Regions from separate parts of the Mus musculus genome. Here region 1 is linked to region 2. The links are chromatin loops, found by intact Hi-C in ENCODE. Cell type or tissue: heart. All regions are shown on one strand. Each heading gives the region's core, and the rest is flanking DNA. Links, peaks and the distances in the headings are about the cores only.

Region 1 (10,658 bases), core at 1,429-9,428, 75 kb before region 2:
TCATGGCAAGTTCATGATGCTAAACACATTTAATACAATTGCAAAAGTTCCAACAGTCTTATAATCTCAACACTGTTCCAAGGTCCAAAGTCTCTTAAGCAATCTCTTAACTGACCTGATGCAAATGGCACAGAGTATAAATTTCTATTCTAAAAGAAAAGAGCAGAACAAGTCCCACACCCGCAGGTAAATAACCAAACCCTGCAGCTCCACGTCTAGTATCTGAGGCTTCAGCTTTAAATGACTTAGACGGCTCCACCCCTCCAGTTTTGTTGCTCGTAAGCCCTCACTCTATCTGGTTTCACTTCCTGTTTGTAGCTTTCCTTGCCAAATGACTCAAGATCCTGGTGTGTTCAAGATCTTGGGATCACCACATCAACCCAGGATTCACCGTAGCTTGCCATAATGGCTTCTTCATGGGAACTCTGTATTAGGTACTCGATTGCTGTGATAAAACACCATGACCAACAGAAACTTAGAGTCATTTTGGCTTACAGTTCCAGGGGAACAGACCCTACAGTGGCTGGGAAGTCACAGCATGGTGGGAAGAGCAGGAAGCTGCCTGCTCCCTTTATCAGCAAGTGTGGGATGTGGGGAGATGTTACCATCCTGCCCACCTCATGTCTACAGCTCCTAAAGACTTCATCATATTTCCAGACAGGAGGAGTAGGAAAGTATGAAATTCCTGCAGGCAGAAGCAGACCTTGGGACAGGTGGCAGAGACCAGGAAGCTAAGAAGGTGTATTTTAGTAGTAAACAGAGCTTGATTTCCCAGAGCTTTCAGGGAAGTCAGCTTGTAACTCCTTGTCCGCAGGTAGTGTGGCTTCTCAAGAGAAGAAAGTCTAGGAGATAGAAGAAAAAGGCTGACCTAGAAACTAATGATGGATCAGGTGCGGAGTTCACACGATGGTCAGGTCATTCAGATTCCCTCAGGATTCCCTAATTTCTGTCCTTCCCACACTCCTATCTCCCCAACCCATGCCTTTGACAACATCTTCCTTAAACATGTGGGTCAGGTACCAAGGGAGGACTTGAAGCCTGAGAGGGAAGCGTGTGACTGAGGGAAGGTACCGTCTGCATGTGCTCAGAGTAACAAGAAGGGCTAATGAATGGCCCAGCCCATCAATCTGACACAGCAATTCCTTTTATGTAGCTGTGTCCAGATATAGGGACAAGAGTAGAGGAGATTTATTCTGACTCATAGTCTGAGGGATGTCATTCCATCATGGTGGCAAGGGTGTGAGAAAACAGAGCAGTTTCACACCACAGCAGCCAGGAAGCCAAGAAAAGGGGATACAGGAATAGGGCCCAGGGAAAGATATAGCCCAGTAACCTATGTTCTCTAGGTAGGTCCACCTTCTGCCTTTCAACATATCCCAATTATGCCTTTGTGTTATGACTCCATCAAGGGATTAATGCATTCTTCAGGTTAGACTCATCAGAATTTAGCCACCTCTGTAGATACCATGACGGACATTTGCTTGATAATATCCTAGGTGGTTTTGAATCCGGTCAAGTTGACCATTAAGATCATTCCATGGGACATCTCTGAGGTACAGATAGCCTATTGGGGGGGGGGGCACTTGTCCTTTATAATGTATCGCCATTCCCATTCACAGCACCCTAGCCGCCCACATGAGATGGGTCGACATTCCGGAATTCTCAGAGTAGCAGACCTTCCGTAAGAGGGTGGGAGGCATTTCCCTTTCTAATGTCTCACCCTCAGCGAGCTCTTTGTAGGAACAGCCTGACTCTAGATGGAACCTGAAGAAATAAAGACTCTCTTCTGGCCCCTGTTTACAGTGTGAGGCATTCCTTGGAGGCTGGCTCAGGAATCAAAAGTGCCTAAAGGAAAATGAGACAGGAAGTTCTGTGGAGACATTAATACCTAAGAGTAGAGCCACTTAAAAATTCCCAGCAATGTCCCCAACTCCAGAGGCATCTTGCTCAAGGCCTTCCTCTGTTGCACACAGGGGGAGCTGAGGCTGACGCAGCTGCCAAGGCACAAACACAATAGTTCTTTGAATTCTCCATTTCTTCTTGAATATTCATGCAAGTTTTCCAATCGATTTTACGATGCTATAAGGCTAGGTTTAGAATGTGAATGATTTGAGACATCAGTCTAGTGGCTGAGAACATATGGGGCTTAAATCTTTCTACTTATGTGTCTCATTTGTAACACAGGAATATAAAAACACGTACTTGTTATGGTTTGGATGTGAAGTGTCTCCCAGAGCTTCATGCCTGGGGTGCGTGCTGCCCAGCCCACGGTGCTATTTTGGTAGGTGCTAGAAACTTTGGAAAGTGGAATCTACCTGGACGCGGTAGGTCACTGAGGCTGTAACTTTGAGGATTATTTAGCAGGTCTCAGATGCTTTTTCCTTTCTCTGCTTTCCGGCCACCAAGATGTGAACTGCTCTCTGATTTACCATGTCTGCCCTGCTGCAATGAACTGACACACTTGAAATTGTGAGCCAAAAGAAATCTTTTCTCCTCTTAAGTGTTTTATGTCAGGTCAAACCAATATGCCATCCAATAAGCTGTGCTGAAGGCTGAATTAGCAATTCCTAAGAAATGCCTAGAATAGATTCTGGTGCTGTGTCCTAGTTACTGTTTAATTGCTCTGAAGAGACACCAAGGTCAAGGCAACTCTTACAAAGGAAAGCATTGAATTGTGGACTGGCTTACAGTTTCAGAGGGTTAGCTCATTATCATCATGGTGGGTAACATGGCAGTACGCAGGCAGACACAGTGCTAGAGAAAGAGCTGAGAGTTCTACATCTGAATCCACAGGCAGCAGCAGGAGAGAGCCATGGGAGATCACTTGTGTTTTTGAAAACCTCAAACCCCCTTCCAGTGACGCTGTTCCTCCAACATGGCCGCCTCTCCTCGTCCTCAAACAGTTTACCAACTGAGGACTAGGGATTCAACATGACCGTATGGCAACATTCTCGTTCAAAGTACCACATGGTGTGTTCTGAAGTGTTAGCATGGCTGTTTCTCTCCTAATGCACTGATGTAGACACACACACCACGGATCCTTCTCATCTGTCATATCATCATATAATCATCACCTGTCACCATACCATCAAAGCACAGGACGCTTTCGAAGTCATCTGAAGGCCAGTGAACATTTGGAGTCAGTTAGTGCCCACACTCACTGCTAAGGTCCCACAAGACTTCCTTGCTCTTCTTGGGTCTGTTCAGTTCTTATTCGGTAAACCATTATCCTAAATGTCCTCTATGCAACATTTTGTTGTTGATTACATTGTTTGAGGCAACCCTTGAGCACAGTGCTGGCTCTGTCTCCCCAAGGACCAAGAGGCTGGGATGTGTATGTGAACAGCTAGAGAGCAGTCCCTTGTTAGGAGAGTTGACAGGTGCTGGTGCCAGGAGCTCAGGGAGAATGAATGAACATGTGTTAGACAAGGTGCTTTTACACGGAAAGGCATACAAAATAAGGCAGTGTGCCAAGTGGCTGTCAAAACATAACCAGAGGCTCATGGGAACCTAATCCTGCATAATCCCCATCAGAGTAATAGCCCAGTATCCATATGTGTATTATCTGCCCCACTTTCCAGAGCTAAACTAGGGTGAACAGAGAGACTCAGTGGTCTGCAGGTGAGCTAGTCATGGTCTAGCTCTGTCCTCCCTTCTTGGTTCCTCCTGAATCTCTTCCCATGCACCACCTGCTCATTTTCCATAGGTTTCCAGCCGTTTCCCTCTCTGGAGTGGAGAGACAGTCTTGACAAGGCCCTTTTCCTGGTCAGAGGAGGCCATCTGATCAGGGAAGGAGAGAATAGGAAAACACGTGGGGGGAACTCTTGGCAATGCCATAAAAGAATCTGGAACATACCAGCCTTCAGTTCACTAGGCAAGAGAGCAACTTTGGATGCAAATGTTTCAGACTCTAGCGAGAAATAGGTACCTAGGAACCAGTTCCAGACCTGGCCTCTCTGATCATCATGAAAAGCTACTCCCCGAGGACTTAAGATAACTCTAGGAACGACTGCTTTTGGGAAGGCTGGCTACACATACCACTTGACAAAGTGGCATCACTCAAGGGAGCAGCAATACGGGAGGCACAATGGTGCCTTAAATGGAACACCTGGCCCTTGACTCCTATTGCTGAGATGAAGCCAAGCCCCCATGTCTCTTCCATGGCTTTTCTTTCCTTCAGAAGTGCTCAAGGTGCCCTCAACCCTCCTCCATTCATGACTGGGACACCTCTCTTCCAAACCTCTAGGCCCCGGGGCTGTAGCTGTATTTATTTCCTGACAGGTCTGGACTTCTGTGGGACCCAAACCTGTTTCCTACCAGGGACTCTAGGTCTCAGGTTTAGGTGTCCCTGCTGGGTCATCCATGGTCCCCAATTATACCAAGACCGCAGGGGCTGTTTGAATGGGTGATGGTCAAGCTCCTAAGGCTACCAGCAGGAGTGGGTAGACTCTGGGCAGCCTCTGCAGGGTATTACTTAACAGCTGAGGTCCCCGGGGTCTGGCGGTGGTGCTGGGAGAGGGTGGCATCCTCGCACTGGTCTGGCTGGCCTGGCTGGCCCGTGGCGCAGCGGACGCCTCCCCAGAGCGCGCTGCCGCCGGCGGCAGCCGGAGCTCCTGGCACCAGGCCTGGCTGCAGGCCCAGGGCAAGGAGTGGCTTCCAGGAAGCGGGCGGAGAAGCGTTCCAGCGGAGTCTCGCCGTGGCCGCGGCGGCCCCGAGCGCTCCGAGCCGCCTGGCTGCGGCTCGGTGGCCCGCTTGTCCCCGCGTTCCCAGCGCCCCTGGGTTAGGGCAGAGGACGCAGGGCGGGAGGGACTGACGGTACCCTAGACGCGGCGCGCACTTGCGGGACGGGCGGCGCAGGTGGCGGCGCGCGCCCTCCGCCCCTGGGTCGGGGCCAGCACTGCGCTCCGCGCGCCCGGAGGGGCGGGACAGGCGGGGCGGCCGCGTCCCAGCCCCATTTAACTTTGGCGGCGGCGCGAGCTGGAGGCCGGCGTCGGGGACCGTCGGGATCCCGCGCTCCGCACGAGGTGTCGCCGAGTCGGCGCTGCTCGCCACTGTCTCGCAGCGCGCATCCCTCCTTGCACCGTCAGACGCTGCTGCGACTCCGGATTGGAAACACCCGCGGGGGATCCAGGGATTCATCTCTCTGAGGATGGTAAGGTGGAGCAAGTTGATGGGAACGCTACTGGAAAATAAGGTCTTGGTTGAGCACTGCCCTATGGGGCTTAGACAGCTCCAGGCAGGCGCGCTACAGGATCCGGGAATGTTGGACAGAACCTTTCCTGGTCCTCTGCGAGCGAGGGGTGCTCTGGATGATGGGGGATACCCTGCGGGGTCAGCGGACTACGGGCTGATCTTAGCTTGCAGTGTTTGAAGGTCCGGAGGTTTGGCTACTGAGTGAGGTTCGCATGCTTGAAGCGCAGAGAAACGAGAGGAGACGCACGCCAGGGAAAGGAGGCGTGAGGGTGGCGGGCGCTGAAGTGTGCGAGCCAGCGGAGAGGGGCGCGTGGTCCTGGGGCCCAGCCCTGGCCGCCTCCCTTCGTCCCAGAGTCGCCGCCTCAGGTCGGAAACAGCAGCACATTTGCGGATCGCATTAAGCCAGGCCTTAATGCTTTCTCCAGATGGAGAGAAGCCACCGACCCGCCCCCGGACACCGACACCGCCAAGGCGCCCGCGAGGCGAAGCGGGAGTCGAGTGTGACCTCGGCTTTTCCAGTCTCCGCTCAAACTGAGTTCCCTGTAAACTGACAGGAAAACACATTGGGGAAAACGGTCCTCGTAGCCCTCCTGGGCTTACTTCTTCCTCACCTTTAAGAGATTACACTCCGCAAGACTGTGGCCCCCAGAATTCTCTTAAAGGCAGGTCTGGAAGCAGAAGGCATTCTATCATCTAGTGAGAAATTCCTCTAACTATCCAATCTGCGTTCCTATCCTAGACTCTGTTTAGCTGTGTGCCCTTAGGCAGGGTTCTTCCCTCTCTGGTCTAGTTTAATTGGCTTCAGACTCATTTTTGCCTCAAGGAATTAAAGCTGGCAGGTGCCCTAACTCTTGGCTTTAGGCTGGTCCTCCCCACAACCCCCAGCCCCCCCCCCGCCCCCAAAAGCCACACTCTGGTGCTGACAAACAGGCTAGGAGGTGTCTGGGGCAGGGTTGTCCCTACTGCTGGAGCACTGGAGGGATGGGTGAATTGCTGACTGGAGGCAGTCTCCGTTCCCCTTTTTGATCTTGGGGGACTCATCCTAAAGGGAGCCCCATATTGCCTTCATTCTGCAGCAGACAATCCCATCCTGGGCCAACACAAACGTTTCTAAGACACTGCTTGGGCTTCAGGGTCCCTGCCTTCTGATTGGCTCCTTAGCTTACAGATTCTGCCTCTGGAGCCAGAGCTAGTTGCAAACGAGGCATTTTCTTTTTGTCTTTTCTTTCGTAGGCTGTGAGGGAGACTCCTATGATATTGGACCCCATGGCTTCCTGGACAGGATCCTGGTGGCTGCTGACACGAATGATCTTTACGGTCTCTGGTCTTCTGCAGGTAATAGAATGGGCCACCGAGAATGCTGGGTATGCCTGTCTTTGCATAGGAATAGTATTCTAGTCCATGTAAGATGTAGGATCAGTGTTAATGCTGCACTAGAGAATCTTATACAGATGGTATTGTGGTTGGCTTCTCTGTAAGGAAAGCTCAAAGATCTGGGATCCTCTCTGGATCTAGAGCAGGAACTTGATACCGTGTGGGCCCGTTCACTACTGGTGACTTGGGGGCTTGGGTGGACCCTGTCTTTCCCGACTAGAGTGGCTGTCCAGGAGAAGCTATATGTTAGAACTCAGGAAGAGTCTGATTCCCACACTAGCTTAACTAAATAACTATTCTGGATTCACTGTTAACACACCCCGCTATTGTGTGGATCTCTCTCTAGAGAAGTGTCCTGTCCTAATGCTGTGACGCTTTAATACTCTTCCTCATGTTGTGGAGACCCCCAACCATAAAATTATTTCATTGCTATGTCATAACTAAGCTTACTACTGTTATGAATCATGATGTCAATACCTGTGTTTTCTGATGGCCTTAGGAGACCCATGTGACCCAAAGTGATCACAACCCATAGATTGGGAACCATTTCTCTAGGCTCTTGTCTTTTCCATCCAACCTGAGAAGCTGAGCTCATGGATTGCACTCTTACTTGTCTATTGTTTACAGCTAAGGGAGTTTGCTGGGTTTGCCAAGGAAACGATGGGGAGTGGTACAGAGGGCAACAAGGTGGACCCTCGATTTCCCTCCACTAAGAACAGTTCCTGCCTGACTCCAGTTTGTCACTGCTAAATGGAAATGCAAGTCCTGGATTGCTGGGCCTTCTTGTATTTCAAGATAGCTGGGGCGTCCAGATTTCTTCCACAACCCTTTGGTTTATAACAAAGTGAGATCCAGACAAATATGTTTGCGGTTGGATTCAGCCAAGAAGTGTGTGGGCCCCCGACCTAAAAATGCAGGGAACATTTCAGTTAATACCGTGTCCTGAGGGTGGCTGCTAATCCCGTGCAACGTCTTATGTGACTTAGAACAAGACAACACTTCCCTGAGGATTTCACTTCTGGCTGTGGTCTGTGCACCCTCACGATCTTAGCAGACAGCCTAGTACTTAAAGGCTTAAGTCGGTTAAACAAGCATGCAGGCATGGATGAAAATCTATACTCTGGGTAAATGAAGCGGGGGTGTGTGCTCCTCTTGCTGTAGTCTCTTGGATTTACTGCCTTTAAGCCTTTTTCAGTACCCCATCAATTCTGTGGCTCACACACAACTGATTAGTGAGGGACATCATCCCCTTTATCCCGTTTTACAGTGTTCTTCTGTGGCCATATTTTAATGGTTATGTTTTGTTAGAAGAAAGGCTAAAAGGATGGAGAGAAAGAAGTTTAGTGGTTTAAAACATCTGCTGCCTGCACGTGGTGGGTAACAGCCAGCTCCCAAGGATCTGACGCCCTCTGCTGGTGTCCATGGTCAACTGCAGTTATGTGCATACACCCACCCTATAGACACATACAGAAATACTCATAATTTAAAATAAAATATGTCTTCTAAAAAGTTATGGTTGAGGGTGTGGTTTAGGGTTTCTCTGGAGAGCACGGTGCAGTGCTGTGAAAGCAGATGACTTGCTTTTCCATGTCATCAAAGGATCTGAAGTAGGACACACGAAATGTCATTCCTAGTCAGGTGGGACAGAGCCCCTTAGGCAGAGTATTTCCCATTGCCCTGTCCCCTCTGTACCACCTTGGTGTGGTTTAAGTATGTCCCGAGGGGGCATTTACCCGGGTTGAATCATTCAGCGACCTCTTTGGATTTTCCCATATCTGTGCGCCTGTGGCAGTGCGGTTTCCATGCGTTAGGATAATGGTCTAAGTCGTCCGTGCCACCCACTGCTGGGATAGCCAGCAGCACACCGTGTGTATGGCTGGGTCACACATCTGTGCATGGCATCTATTTCCACACTTGTAGAGAGGGACTCAGAATAGTGCACACTCTGTAACATTGTTTGCAAGAGGAAATGCACTGTGAGGTGATAAAAGGTGAAGTAAAACAAGGATGTGGGCAATGAATGTCAACTTCTATTGCTGCGGGAGTTGAGGTTAGCATTGTACCTGCATATTCTGCTATGGAGCTGTAGGGGGCGCTCAAGAGACATGAGCTGAGGAGAGAAGATGCACCTCTTCTAGGTAGGGGCTATCTTCTCAAAGCAGGTTCTTACAGAAGTGGACAGGACTGTCTCTGGTATTCCCCCACCCCCCAGGCTCATTTGAGCGTTGCAAGAAGTTTTCCATCAGTCTTATGATTTTAATGTTGGGATTGTGCTCAAGGTCTTGTTCCCCTTGTCTCCAGATGGGCTATAAGGTACTTAGTTGGTGGAAGACATTCAGGTGTGTGAAGCAGAGCTGTAAGAAGTCTGGGGCATCCTATTTAACTATTTAAAATGAGATTCTTATTACTAAATCTCGGAAAGTGTAAACTCTTGTGATTTCTGGTTACAAGTTGTGACAGGCTCAGGGTTTGACCTGGTGAAGCTGAAGGCTCCTCCCACCCAGGCGTAGGAAAGGTCTCTCTCCTTGCCTACTGGGCCCTGGCAGCTTGCTGTTTGTTGCTTTGGATCTTTCCTTAGGACCTGATGTTCCTAGTGAAGACAGCAGTTGCTCCCCTGCCCTGCCAAGCTTCTATTGTTTTGACCGCTGTGGTATTGACAGAGCCACTGCATCTAAGGAACAGAAGCCTCTGGAAAGTGTGGAAGGCTGAATAATGGCTCCCACATATGTCCATACGTCCTAATCCCTAGAAGACATCCTTGCTCTTTATGTGACAAAAGAGACTTTGGCATGTGAGTGTGGATGCTGGGGTTGGGGAAGTTAGCCCAGCACTTCTCGTAGTGGGTGAGGCTCAGGATGAAGTAGAGGTAGAGGAAGTAGAAGAGGTCGCCAAGGACACTGGAAGAGTAATGCAGCCAGGAGCTAAGGGATGCTGGAAAACTCTAGAAGGTGGGAGGCAAGGAGTGATTTCTCCCATGCAGTCTTCACAGGTATAACTGGCCCTGGTGAACCTGGACTTCAGTTCACAAAACTCATCTAAGATTTCTAATTAATAAAACTATATAAACATATTTATGTATATATACACACATATGTTTTATTTTGATTCTCTCTCTCGATCTGCCTCTCATCCCCATCTCTCTGTAAGTGTTGTGTGTATGTGCATGTGTGTACATGTTCGTGTGTGTGTGCATATGTGTATATGTATGTGCACATGCATATGTTTTGTGTGTGCATGTGTGTATGTGTTTATATAGGTGTGTGTGTGTGTGTGTGTGTGTGTGTGTGTGTGCATCCTGGAGTTTGACATTGTTTGACACTGGGTATCTTCCACTATCCTTCTTCTTTTGTGACAGAGACAGAGTCTTTTACTGAACTCAGAGCTCTCTGATTGGTCAACTGTGTGGCCAGTAAGCTCCAAATGTCTGCATTTCTTCCACAGCACTAGGGTTGTGGACATGAACAGTTGCACCTGCCCTACTGCTCATGGTGTGTAGTGAACATCTATGTAACTCACATCCTTGCTTACTGTTTGGCCATTTCCCTAGAGTCGTTCTTCCTTAGGCTCATGTGCTTCACTGGACATTTAATTTTCTTTCTGCCTTTCCTTCGCTCCATTTTGTTTTGGTTCTAAGTAGTTTTCCCATTACTCCAGGTTTCGTGTCATGAATGTACTTTCTGTGTGATTTTTGAATAAATATTCCAAGCTGTGTTGATGGAGTCTGAGCAGAAAAGACACACACTCATTCTGAATGCAAATTATGGTGTGTGTGTGTGTGTGTCCGTCCAGAGGTTGTATCTTTAACGACTTTACACCTTATTTTCTGAGACAGAGTCTCCCACTGTATCTGGAGTTTGTTGATTGGGTAGACAGGCTGACCAGGGCCCCTCCTGTCTCTACTCCCTCAGGAATGGGGTTATAAGCACACAGTGCTGGGAGCAGCTTCCTTCATGGTGCTAAGGATCTGAAGGCAGATCATGATTGTGCAGGACGCACTTCACTCAGTGAGCTGTCTCCTCAGTCCCAGATTTTCCTACTCTTTCTCTCTCTTCCTGGCTCACTATGGACTAGCCACAGATCCCAGGATATTC
Region 2 (10,658 bases), core at 1,319-9,318:
AACTTAACATCATTTAAATTCACCAGAGAAAGTTTGCGGGTCTAGAGGTTTGGGAAATAGCTCTCTCTGTAATGTGCTCACTACACGGGAGGGCAGCGTTTTCAAGTGATTGCGCCATGCTAGCTAAGCCTTGTCTGATGGAAGAGATTTTGCTGTCTGCAGGAACTAGTGTTGATTAAATTTACAGGGGAAATGACTTTATATTAGAACCTTCTCTAGTTTGTTGACAGCACTCGTACTTCATAAAACAAGGCACACGACCCTGAATTTCAAATGAATAAAAATTATTAATTTTGATGTCTATTTTGAATGCTTTAGTTCATTTTCTTGGCTTAGTTCCCAGTAAAGCATAAAGTGACTTGGATATCAACCACAGAGTGGGCCTGGGACCCCCTTCCCGTTGGGTAGACATCTGGAACGGTACATGAGAAGTAGACATCGCTGGCGGACATTTAATTAAAGGTTGGTCCTTTCACTGGAGGTAAGGGTGGTGAGCCTCTGAGCAAAAGGGGAAGAGAGAGGCTCTGCATCAAAGCTATTACTGCTGTGTGTGTGTGGTGGTTGTTATATGCTGAGGCTTGACAGCTTCAAATATATTAACTGTAAAATATAGACTATGAACTCAGCCCAAAATCCAGATAGAAATTTTTATGACAATAGTTTAAGATGTATCTGTGTGGGTTCTCTAAAAGGGAGAAGTCATTGCACTATTTTTTTTTTAATCTTAAGTCTTTGGCATCTGAATGAATGTAGCAATTGTAAGGATTTTATTGATTTGCCTGTTATGCTCATTGGGATTTGTAGACGCTATTCCACATTTAAAGATGGTGGGAAGAATTTGTGACCAAAAATATTGATTTAAGAAACAGTCATCTGATTTCTGTCCCCAACCTGGTATTGGCTAAACCAGGGAAAGTCAGGCTCCCAGCCAGGGCTACACATCGAGGTTCCTGGTGCCTGGCAAGAGTTCCTTCTCTGAAAGGACAATGCATCCCTTTCAGAAGATGACAGTGCCAGATTCAGGTTCCTAACTCTTCCTTGGTTCTGCTTGCCAGACCTAACCAATGTCAAAAGTTTCTGTGATCAAAGACGAAGGCCACAAGTCTCAGGGATTTGGAGCAACACTTCTCTGTAGATGAAGTAAAGAAGTGGAACCACATCTCAGGCATTTCCAGGAGTGTCGTCGTCTTCCCAAGAAGGTTCTCATTCCTTCTAGAGAAACCCTGGTGTCCTGGGAAAATTACCCAGCTTCTTGATAGAGCTGGAGATTTACAAGGAAATGAAGATATTTTCAGAATCCACTTAAGATTTACCCATGCTCCTCCTCTTCCTGGGACATGCTGACAGTCCTAGGCCTGATACCAGCTTGTGCAAGAAGGGATCTTGAGAAATGCATTGCTGTCCTGACATTTAAGACCAAGACCCCTGGACTTGGTCTAGAGAGACCCTCAAGGCAGGCAGTAATTGTACTGGTGAACCATAGAACCTCTTCTGGAAGAGGCTCAATGTACTTTTCCAATGAGAGTAGTGGTGGTCAAATCCATTATTTCACAGTGTGGTTTAAACCTAGTGGTGTGTAAAATTATTATTTCAGAGTCCTTTCTAAGTCAGAGGCCAACCCTTCCATGCCGTGTCAGTTATTTTGACACGAAATTTGACAACTCACTTATAACATTTTGAGAATGGCTCAAGTATGGCAACATTAAGGCTGACTGGATTTTGACCTACCTTAGACTTCAAGAGACTGAATCTGAAGAGTGCACTAGTCAAGGAGCTGAGCTGCAAAAACCAAGAGTCACTGAGTTCAGTGCTTGTGTTAAGCAGAAGCCAGGCTCCCATTCCTCTCTTCCTAGTGGCTTCACAAGCACTTCAAATACTTCCCTTGACTCCCAGAAAACAAGCAGTGCTATTTTGTTCTAAAGATGACAAACTGTATTTTATCATTTATCATGCTATCGGATATATTTAGCATGAACCTTTGCATGAAAGCCTATGAACTATTTCTGTTGTCCACATATACAATTGCACCTCTCAAAAATATAACAACAATCCACAACATACTCAGGAAAATTCTGTGGTAGGAGCCATGATGAGAAGGAGGAGGTGTGTATTCATCAGGCTCTTTGGAAGAACAGAATCAAGAGAAAGAACACATATAATAAAGAAGGATTCATTAGACTGACTTACAAGATACAATAGGAGGTTCAATAATGACTATCTTCATGTTGGTGAGCCCAAGGACTCAGCTTACAAGGCCAGATGCTTCAGTGAGTACTTCCACCTTGATCCCAAAAGCCTGTAGGATTCCTGGAGGATCACTGTTCTCCAGGCCATGGTGGATGCCTAAAGAGGCTGGGTTCTGGTATGAGCAAAGCAGCAGTGGTTGTGGCCAGTGGTGTGGGCAGCAGCAGCAGGATGGGCGGGTTTTCCAGTGAAATGAAAAGCATTGAGGCAAAGATCTCCCCTCCCCCGCACCGCCTTTGATTTCGTGACACCCACGTTGAGTTTGGTCTTGGCACTTCAAACAGCCTGATCAAGAAAAGCCCTTCTGTTGTGCCCAGAAACTTATCTTTTAGTTGGTTCCAGATTCAGCAAAGTTGACAAGCAAGATTAAACATCACAGATAGGATCTGGGCCAGGGTGAGCTCAGCAGGATGTGGCAGGGTACTTTCTCCCACATAGCAACGGTAAGCAGTGGTGTGACACTGGGACCAAGGAGCTGGACTGGTATTCCAGACACCTAGCCACCTTTAAGAAAGACAGGCAAGCTTCCATCTAGGAGATAAACTACTCACGGCTTCCACTTAACTACATACCTGCTCTCCCTTCCAGACAGCCAGCAGAGGCAGGCTACAAGGTATAAATGCTTTTTCTGTACATTAACCTTTTTCAAAAGTCAATCTTGACAGATATTGTGTATATTTATCAATTAAAATGTTATAAAATATGTAGAGTAAAATGTTATAAAAACTCCTTGTTGGAGTAGGGTATGGCTTTGTTTGAGGAAGTGTGTCACTGTGGCAGTAGGCTTTGAGACTCTTCTCCTAGTCAGGTGGGAGACAGTCTTCTCCTGTTCGCCTTCAGAACAAGATGTAGAACTGTCATCTCCTCCTGCACCATGCCTGCCTGGATACTGCCATGCTTCCTGCCTCGATGATAATGGACTGAACCTCGGAACCTGTAAGCCAGCCCCAATTAAATGTCCTTTATAAGAGTTACCTTGGTCATGGTGTCTCTTCACAGCAATGGGAACCTTAAGCCTAACACACTGGCTTACCTTGACCATAGCTTTAACATTCAATCACTGGTTTGTTAGCAAGACTCTGGTGTTGGAAATTCCCTCCTTTTTACTATAATTCTAAAGCAACGTGTTTATGGTATGAGGCTATCTGCATTAACAATATGAAACAAACCGTGCATAAAGCAATTCTTGAATTAACTAGTGTCACTAGGAAAATAATCTCATTAATAAATACAATCATGTATGCCACTTATTGTCAAGGAAGGAGGGTCAGGCTCAAGAGCCAGATAAAGCTAAGATGTACAAGCCACAAGTGACTTGAGGTCTAAGGAAGGAGAAAAGGGCCCGTGATTGCATACATTCTATTAATCAAGAACTTGATGCTCCGGCCTGGGGAAGTCGTTCTGTAGGTAAAGTACTTAGCATGCAAGCATGAGGCCCTGAGTTCAGCCCTTAGAACCATGTATAAAAGGTGGGTGTTGTGGTTCGTGTTTGCTACTTCAGCACTGCAGGCAGGGAGGGAGAATTCTGGGACTTGGTGGGCAGCCAATCTAGCTACCTTGATGAACTCCCGGCCAGTGAGAGATCCTGCCTCAAAAACACAAGGTGGATGGTTACTGAGTAGCAGCACCCAGGGTTGACCCTACACATGTATACTTGCACATACCTGCGTGCACAAACAGGCACAAGTGGGTGTGGGTGTGTGTGGAGGGGCTGTACTGTTTGCCCAGAAGCAGCCACTGCAGCTGCTCCCTTCTGTGTCACCGAGAACCCTTAAATCATAGGACACTCAGATTGCAAGAAAGGCTGAGGAAGCAAGAATCCTATTGTGTGTTGAATTTCAATTCACTTTCTCAGGGGTTCTGTTATTAAAACAAGGAAAGGGTCAGTCATTGGTGTCTACCACAAACTCAGTGCCAAATTTGCCTTGCCCACCAAAAAATTTCAGATGGAGAAGGGCCATCTAAAAGACCCAAGTCACCAGCTCTTTGGGAGTTGGTAGAGGAGCCGAGATCCACTGCTCATGCTCCTGACTTGTAAGCAGCAAACCCTGACCATTTTATAAGGACGTTGGGCAATGTAGATGATATTTATGACAGTGCCACGCTGAAGCTAGTGTCATATGAAAACAGTGTATTTCAGGTTTGAAGGGAGGTCTGTATTTTTAAAAATACAGCAGAATATGAATGTTCTGTCCTTGTGGAATGAGCTTCTGTCATCCATAATGTAAGGTAAAAGCTTGCTATGGATTGTTATGGGAGGCAGTCAAAGGACTAAGCAGCCTTCCAGCTTCCTTTATGTGGAAACCAAATAAAACAGCGATGCTATCAGAAACTAGAGTAGATGGGGCTGAAGAGGAAGCTACTGAGAACATGTGGTATAGGTGCTTTGGAAAGGAAGCTTTGTCAGGGAAGCACCTGGCTGCTCTCTGGCTGCAAGTCCCTGAACGTCCGTCCCTCAGCTGACAGCCAGTTGGGTTCATTCCTGACATTTCCGGTTTCCTGGGTCCGCTGAGCCCTCTCCTTTCTAATTTGCCTTCCTCTGCTGCTCATCCTGAGATTCTTCCTTCCTTGCTTCAACAAGTGCTGAGGAAACTTCCTGTTATTTGGCATCACAAGAAAGCCATGGTGTCCCTGCTCCTGAATGTTTGCTCCTTGGTGGAGAGATGGCTTCTGTAAGTTTTTTCCATTTCCCATTCATTAGATTTCCTGTCAGGTACCTGGCTGGGTCCGAGACTGCAGGAGGGGAAAGGATGCTATACTTCTTGCCTTTTCAGAAAAGACCCCGGCTGAGGGATGTCCTCCGAGGCTAACTTTTCAGCTCTTTTCCTGGAGCCTGGAAAGACTTCTATTCCTGTTCATAGTGTGTTCACGTGTCACGAAATTTAAAACTTGGCTTACACAGATCATGGTGTATTTTTGTTTGCTTTTTATTGTAAAAGTCAATGTGGCCCTCTTTTGTTTTAATTAAGGTAAACCTAGGTCACCCAAACATGTACTGCTGTCTGTGAGAAAGAAACAAAAGCAGGCAGTTGTGTTCGTTGGCTCTGTGAGGATGGTGAAGGGGCTCTGATTTCAGAACATGGGTCATCCTAGATGGAAGAAGGCAGCTTGGGTGGAGCCATCACCGGATCTGGCAGGTCCAGACTCCCTGGCACCAGTGTGGCTCTCAGCAAGTGTCTACTTGGCGCCTTCTCTAGTCTTTTTGGCATGAAAGAAAGACCTTGTACAGCACTCCTCATATGTCATTCCCCTTAAACAAAACCTTTCTTCTGTTTTCCTTGCTCTCTTTGCTTCCTCTCCTATGTCTGAGCATACAAAAGCAAACATGCTCTCCTTCCTTCTGAAGGCGATAGCACATCAAAGGTGTACCGGCCATTAATCTAATGTCTGCCTTGTGGAACCTTTGAGAGTAGAGTGCTCTGTGCTTAGGGAACAACTGCCTAGCTAGTTGGAGAAAGAGAATGCAGTGTGAGCTGACAGAGAATTGAGTCACAGATTGTTTCCCATTCACTGTCAGTCTTAGTAGAAGTGTGGACACATTGGGTGATGGTAATTTCATGTAACTGAGTAACTGATGTGACAAGGTCATTCATGCTAATAGAACTCGAAGAAATTGATCTATGTGTAATATAGACCTTCCAAACAGGAGTAGCCTGGAGTGAAGACTCTAAAAGACAATGAGAACAGTTCTCTTGTAGGCAGGGAGGATTGTGTATTGGGTTTTTCTGGAAGGATGCTCAGGAATTTAGATGCAAATGCTAGTGTTCCTCTGAAATTGATGTTAGTAGAGAGATGGGAAGGAAGTAGGTTGGGCAGAGGGAGATGTTAAGCCACTGTTCAGAGCCTATGAAGACAGACTTGGCCTATATACAAGGATCTTTAGGCCAGTGGCCAGTAGAGTTGCCCTTACCTAGACCAACATGGCCAGGTACTTAGAGCTCCATGTTGAGTTCTTACTGAACGTAGCTTCAGTATAAGAGAAGGGTCAGTCACTATACATGCTATTGTTTCTTGGTGGTTGCTGAAATGGCACTGAATGGAGGGACATTGAATCTTAGGTTTTCTATTGGACAAGAATGTAATCTTAAGAGAAATGCCTCTAGGGACAGACTTAACCCCAGCAGAGGGAAGACTGCTGAAGGCTTTTGATAGCACACTTTGCAGCCAAGCCAATAAGAATGCTCTTCAAGAGGATTCTAGGCTATGCCACAGGGAGCATAAGATGAGCAAATGCATGCACAGCCATCAGGATGAGCATCAAGGGGCAGGACAGCTGAGATACTATGGCTTCAATGTTTTAGGTACAGCAAGGGTAATGTCAGTGTGGATATAAAGCAGAAGGTAGAGGGTCTTGACTGCCAAGCAAAGGACTTTGAACTTTATCCTGTGGACATTAGAACATACTAAGTAGTTGGAACATCTTGTAGGTGTGATGTGTTTGAATTGTGTTCTATAGGGAAGCACTTGGCTTAGATGTGTGGAACAGGAAGTACAAGAAGTTCAAGAGAAGGCAACTTGTAGAGACTAATAAAACTGAGTATTGGAGCCAGGCCCAGTGAGCAGGCCTGTTAACCCAGCTACTTAGGAGGCCAAGGGAGAAAGATCACAGGTTCAAGACCTGCTTGGACTATAGGTGGGTTGTAGGTCAGCCTGGTGGTCAACTCTGCCTGTAAATGAAAGATGTAAAGTGGCCAGAGATGTAGCATAGTGGCAAGGCCTTTTTTCAATCCCCAGTACTAGGAAAAGGAAAAAAAAAGATGAGAGAGAAGGAAAGAGAGGGAGAGGGAGAGGGAGAGGGAGAGGGAGAGGGAGAGGGAGAGGGAGAGGGAGAGGGAGAGGGGAGAGGGAGAGGGAGGGAAACAGAGGGAGGGAGGTAATTACTTTGGTTTTTTGATAGAAAGAGCCCTGGACTGCATGTTGAAATAACCAAGGTCCACCCAAGCTCTTCTTCTTCTTGGACCTGATTTACCATCTGTAAAAAGGATTAACTAAAAGTCCCTATCCTGTTCTAATAATTTGTGATTTTATGTTAAAGTTATCTGCTCATTTGCATTCCTTGAATTGTGTCCTCAGAAAAGATGTTGAAGGCTAGTTTAGTGTAAAACCAGACTTCTGGAAACTTTGGTTTGGATATTTGTACGTTAATTGATTCCTCCACTCTCATGGTCTTCCAAATTCCCATATTTCCACATAAAGTTTGTAGCCAATGGATTATAGATTCAAGCTGAACGAGAATCATGTATCAGCTATTACAAGCCTGAGGGTTTTGTTTCTTAATCAATTACAACATATCCGGTAACTCAACCCAGCTACAAGGAAGACAAAATTAGCTTTTCTTATTGCTCAAAGATGGAATGTCTTCACCTAAGCTTCTGCTTAAATAGTAATGAAAAGAGGATTAACCCTGGCAATGAAGAAAGGAACCAGTGTGAGGCCAGACTTGGTAAAGACTGAAGTAAGGTACACTTTTTCTCTTACGTGAATTCTGTGCCATCGGGTGATGGCAAACCCATAACCAAAACCTGATATGGGACCAAAAACAAAAGAGGGACAAAAATAAGAGAGATAAGCTGATTTCTCAGAACTCTGGTTATTTTTCTGTTTAAAAATGACTTTATATAATCTCAGGGCTGATGGCTCTGCATTGGATAACCAATAAGGGGCTTACCCTGAGGGGGCTAACTCCCCCCCCCCCCCGCAGTCATTAGTTGGTGGTAGCTCTTTGTTCAGAGTTAGGGTCTAGAGACATTTTCCCTGCTTTACATCGGCATGACTACTGATGCTGCTGTTGTTCCATATGTATCCATTTCTAGGGAAGAGTTTCACAGCAGATTTCCTGGTGTTCTGATTCTCATCTTACAATCTTTCTATCGCCTCTTCCTTGATGTTTTCTGAGTCTTAGATACAGGACTTCTGATGTAGATGTAGTTTTGGGGATATAAACACAAACCACAAAGGACTCAGCAAGTTATATTTATATATTTGTGAATGAACATACATTATGTATGTATATATGTGTATATGTATATGCACATGCTTATATGTATATACACTTATGCATATATAGTGATGTGTGTAAATATTATAAGGAAAAAGAGGCTTGGGGAAAAGGGGCTTGGGAGAGGTTCAAAGTGGGTAGGTGGGGGAAGCTGGAGGAATGAGAGGGAGGAGAGAGAGTGATGTAATTTTATTTCAATTAAAGACATACTAACAAACTAAAATGATTCATAGAGAAATTTTTCTGTATCAGAGAAGTTTTAAATCCTTGTTCCATTGACCATTCTACTTATTTTTGAAAGTGTCTAACTATATTTGTGTTTATTTATTACATAATAGATTCATGTCTCCATTTATAAATATTCTCACCAGATGCTTCCTATGGCAGCCACTGTGGTACATCTTGGAAATGTCCTAGCAAGTAAAACCAGACAAAGCCCAAACTTCATTAAGCTTTTGGGAAGTCAACCGGAAAGACAGGGACCAGATGGTTACGGTTTTGTTGTTGTTGTTGTTTTTCTCTAAAGGAGATGAGGTTTCTCAGAGGAAATGACAATGGAGATGAGACTTTCAGGATGAGGCCTTAGTGGACTGTGTTAGCTAGGTGATCTTGGATTGTAGCTTCAAGGTATTGACGAATAGAATTTTAAAGCTTCTAGAAATTTGATAACTGTTTTATGATGGACAAAGAGAAGCCCAAACACGTGGACTTATCCAAGTGTTGGAGTCATATACAGATTAGAAGCAAGGCCAAACACACTGATCTTGAAATGGGATCTCAGTGACAGAGATGGACATGGTTCAATTTGGAGCGTTGCTGGCTAATGTGAGCTAGAATTGGAAGCCAGTGGTCTAGGTAAATCAGTCATGGGGGACATGATCACACATACCCTGTGGACATTGTGCTTTACTCTTCTGTGGATCTCTGCCAGAGTGCTTGGATTTTTTTCCATGAAGGTGGATGGTTGCTGGGGAAAATGACCATACAAGGTGTGGAGACTTTGGTCAACAGATAGCTATATGCAGAAACCTTGTGTATTAGGGCAGCATTGGCAATAAACATAAAGGAGAATTTGCAGAGGTGATCCATCTCGATTCAACACGTATTCCTGATTAGCCACTCCTCCTGGGTATAAAGAAATTGCTGAGGGTTCCTGGGTGATAGGCTTCCAGCCTCTCAGTAAAAAATACCTGGAGGACAAATAAAATCCCAGAATAGATTTTTCTTTCTGTGGGGGAGTGAAATTCATTAATAATAATAGTAGTAGTAGAACTGTTAAGATATTCTGCATTCTATTAAAAAAAAAAAAAACCATAGCCAAGGAGATAAAGCTTAGGAGGGGATAGAACATTCTAATTGACATTTGTTTGGGCTACCAATGAAATCAGAAACACTGAGTGTCCAAAACAACAAAGTGGGAGAATACATTTCAAAATGACCAGAAGAGTGTAGAATTCATAACCCATAAAAATGATTAATTATTGGAGGGTTGCGGATGTCTCTAGGCTTGATTTGGTCATTCCACGTTGTATGTATATATTGGATTACCATAATGTACCTCATAAAGATGGACCAATAGTATGTCCCAATAAATAAAGGAGATAAAGTTAAGGAGAGGTTGTACACAAACGATGCAGTAAAGGGCTTAGCCCCCACCAGAAGCAAGGCAGAGAATTATGTTGTAGAAAACTGAGCCAGTGGCACGGAGCACAAGGCTATAAAAATTCTGAAAAGAGCCTATGCCCTGTTGTATTTATGTTTCTTTTAATTTTCTTAATTTTTAATCCTTGTTTATTATGTTCATATTTTTTATCTAGCCATATCATTTTATTTATATTTGATACTTTGTTGTATAGAAAACATTGTATCTTAATTTATTCTCTGGTGTCTTTGAAACTGTTAAAGTTCCTTTAAAAAAATCTGTACTGGGTATTTTCAAAGTTTACCAAATGTATAATTTGATTAATTTAATGTACAGTTGTAGTGTATGTCCACGTTTTGTTCTTATGTAAACACGCACATATACATTCATGTAAACCCTCTTTTCTTGACTTTACTTTCAACTTTGTGAAAGTTTTTCATTTTTCCAACAGTGACTTATGCCATTGGTCCAATAGAACTTGCATTAATCATAGATTTGCTTTGCCTACTACAGTGGCCATTGGTACAGTCGCCGTTGGTACAGTGGCCATGACCACAAAGCTTAACAAGTGCTTCAGATGTGGCTAGTGTAACTCCAAATTTTGAAGATAGATACAGTCAACCTTACCAGAGACCAGTGTCCAGTCTATACATTTTTGATGACTATATCCAATCTGTGGATGCTTATACAAACATTTTCTCTTTGCCTTCCTACACTATACACGGTTTGCTCATCTACATCCTGGTTAGCTTTGCCAAAGTTTGACTCATCTAT

Evidence for each region. Peaks named below come from ENCODE experiments on the same cell type or tissue, not always from the same donor. Only the 100,000 strongest peaks of a DNase experiment are listed, where the experiment ranks them.
Region 1: it touches region 2 in a loop (4-fold over the local background); 3 of 42 quality-filtered maps call a loop at or near these places.

What each region holds. Positions count from the first base shown.
Region 1 is chr7:82,330,759-82,341,416 of GRCm38, forward strand. It overlaps Adamtsl3 (ADAMTS-like 3), which reads left to right and starts at 4,936. Exons shown (of 30, transcript NM_001190374.1): 1 at 4,936-5,152; 2 at 6,427-6,528. The coding sequence starts at 5,150. In heart, for the core only: CTCF peaks have their summits at 4,673, 5,553, 7,982 (motif pointing left) and 8,659 (motif pointing right); DNase peaks (open chromatin) are centred at 4,743 and 5,593; H3K4me3 peaks cover 1,671 bases; H3K27ac peaks cover 664 bases; H3K27me3 peaks cover 7,029 bases.
Region 2 is chr7:82,405,770-82,416,427 of GRCm38, forward strand. The region is part of intron 3 of Adamtsl3 (ADAMTS-like 3); the gene reads left to right. Among named protein-coding and RNA genes, the nearest start is that of Adamtsl3, 75 kb to the left of the region's middle. In heart, for the core only: no CTCF peak of the experiment used is centred there; no DNase peak of the experiment used is centred there.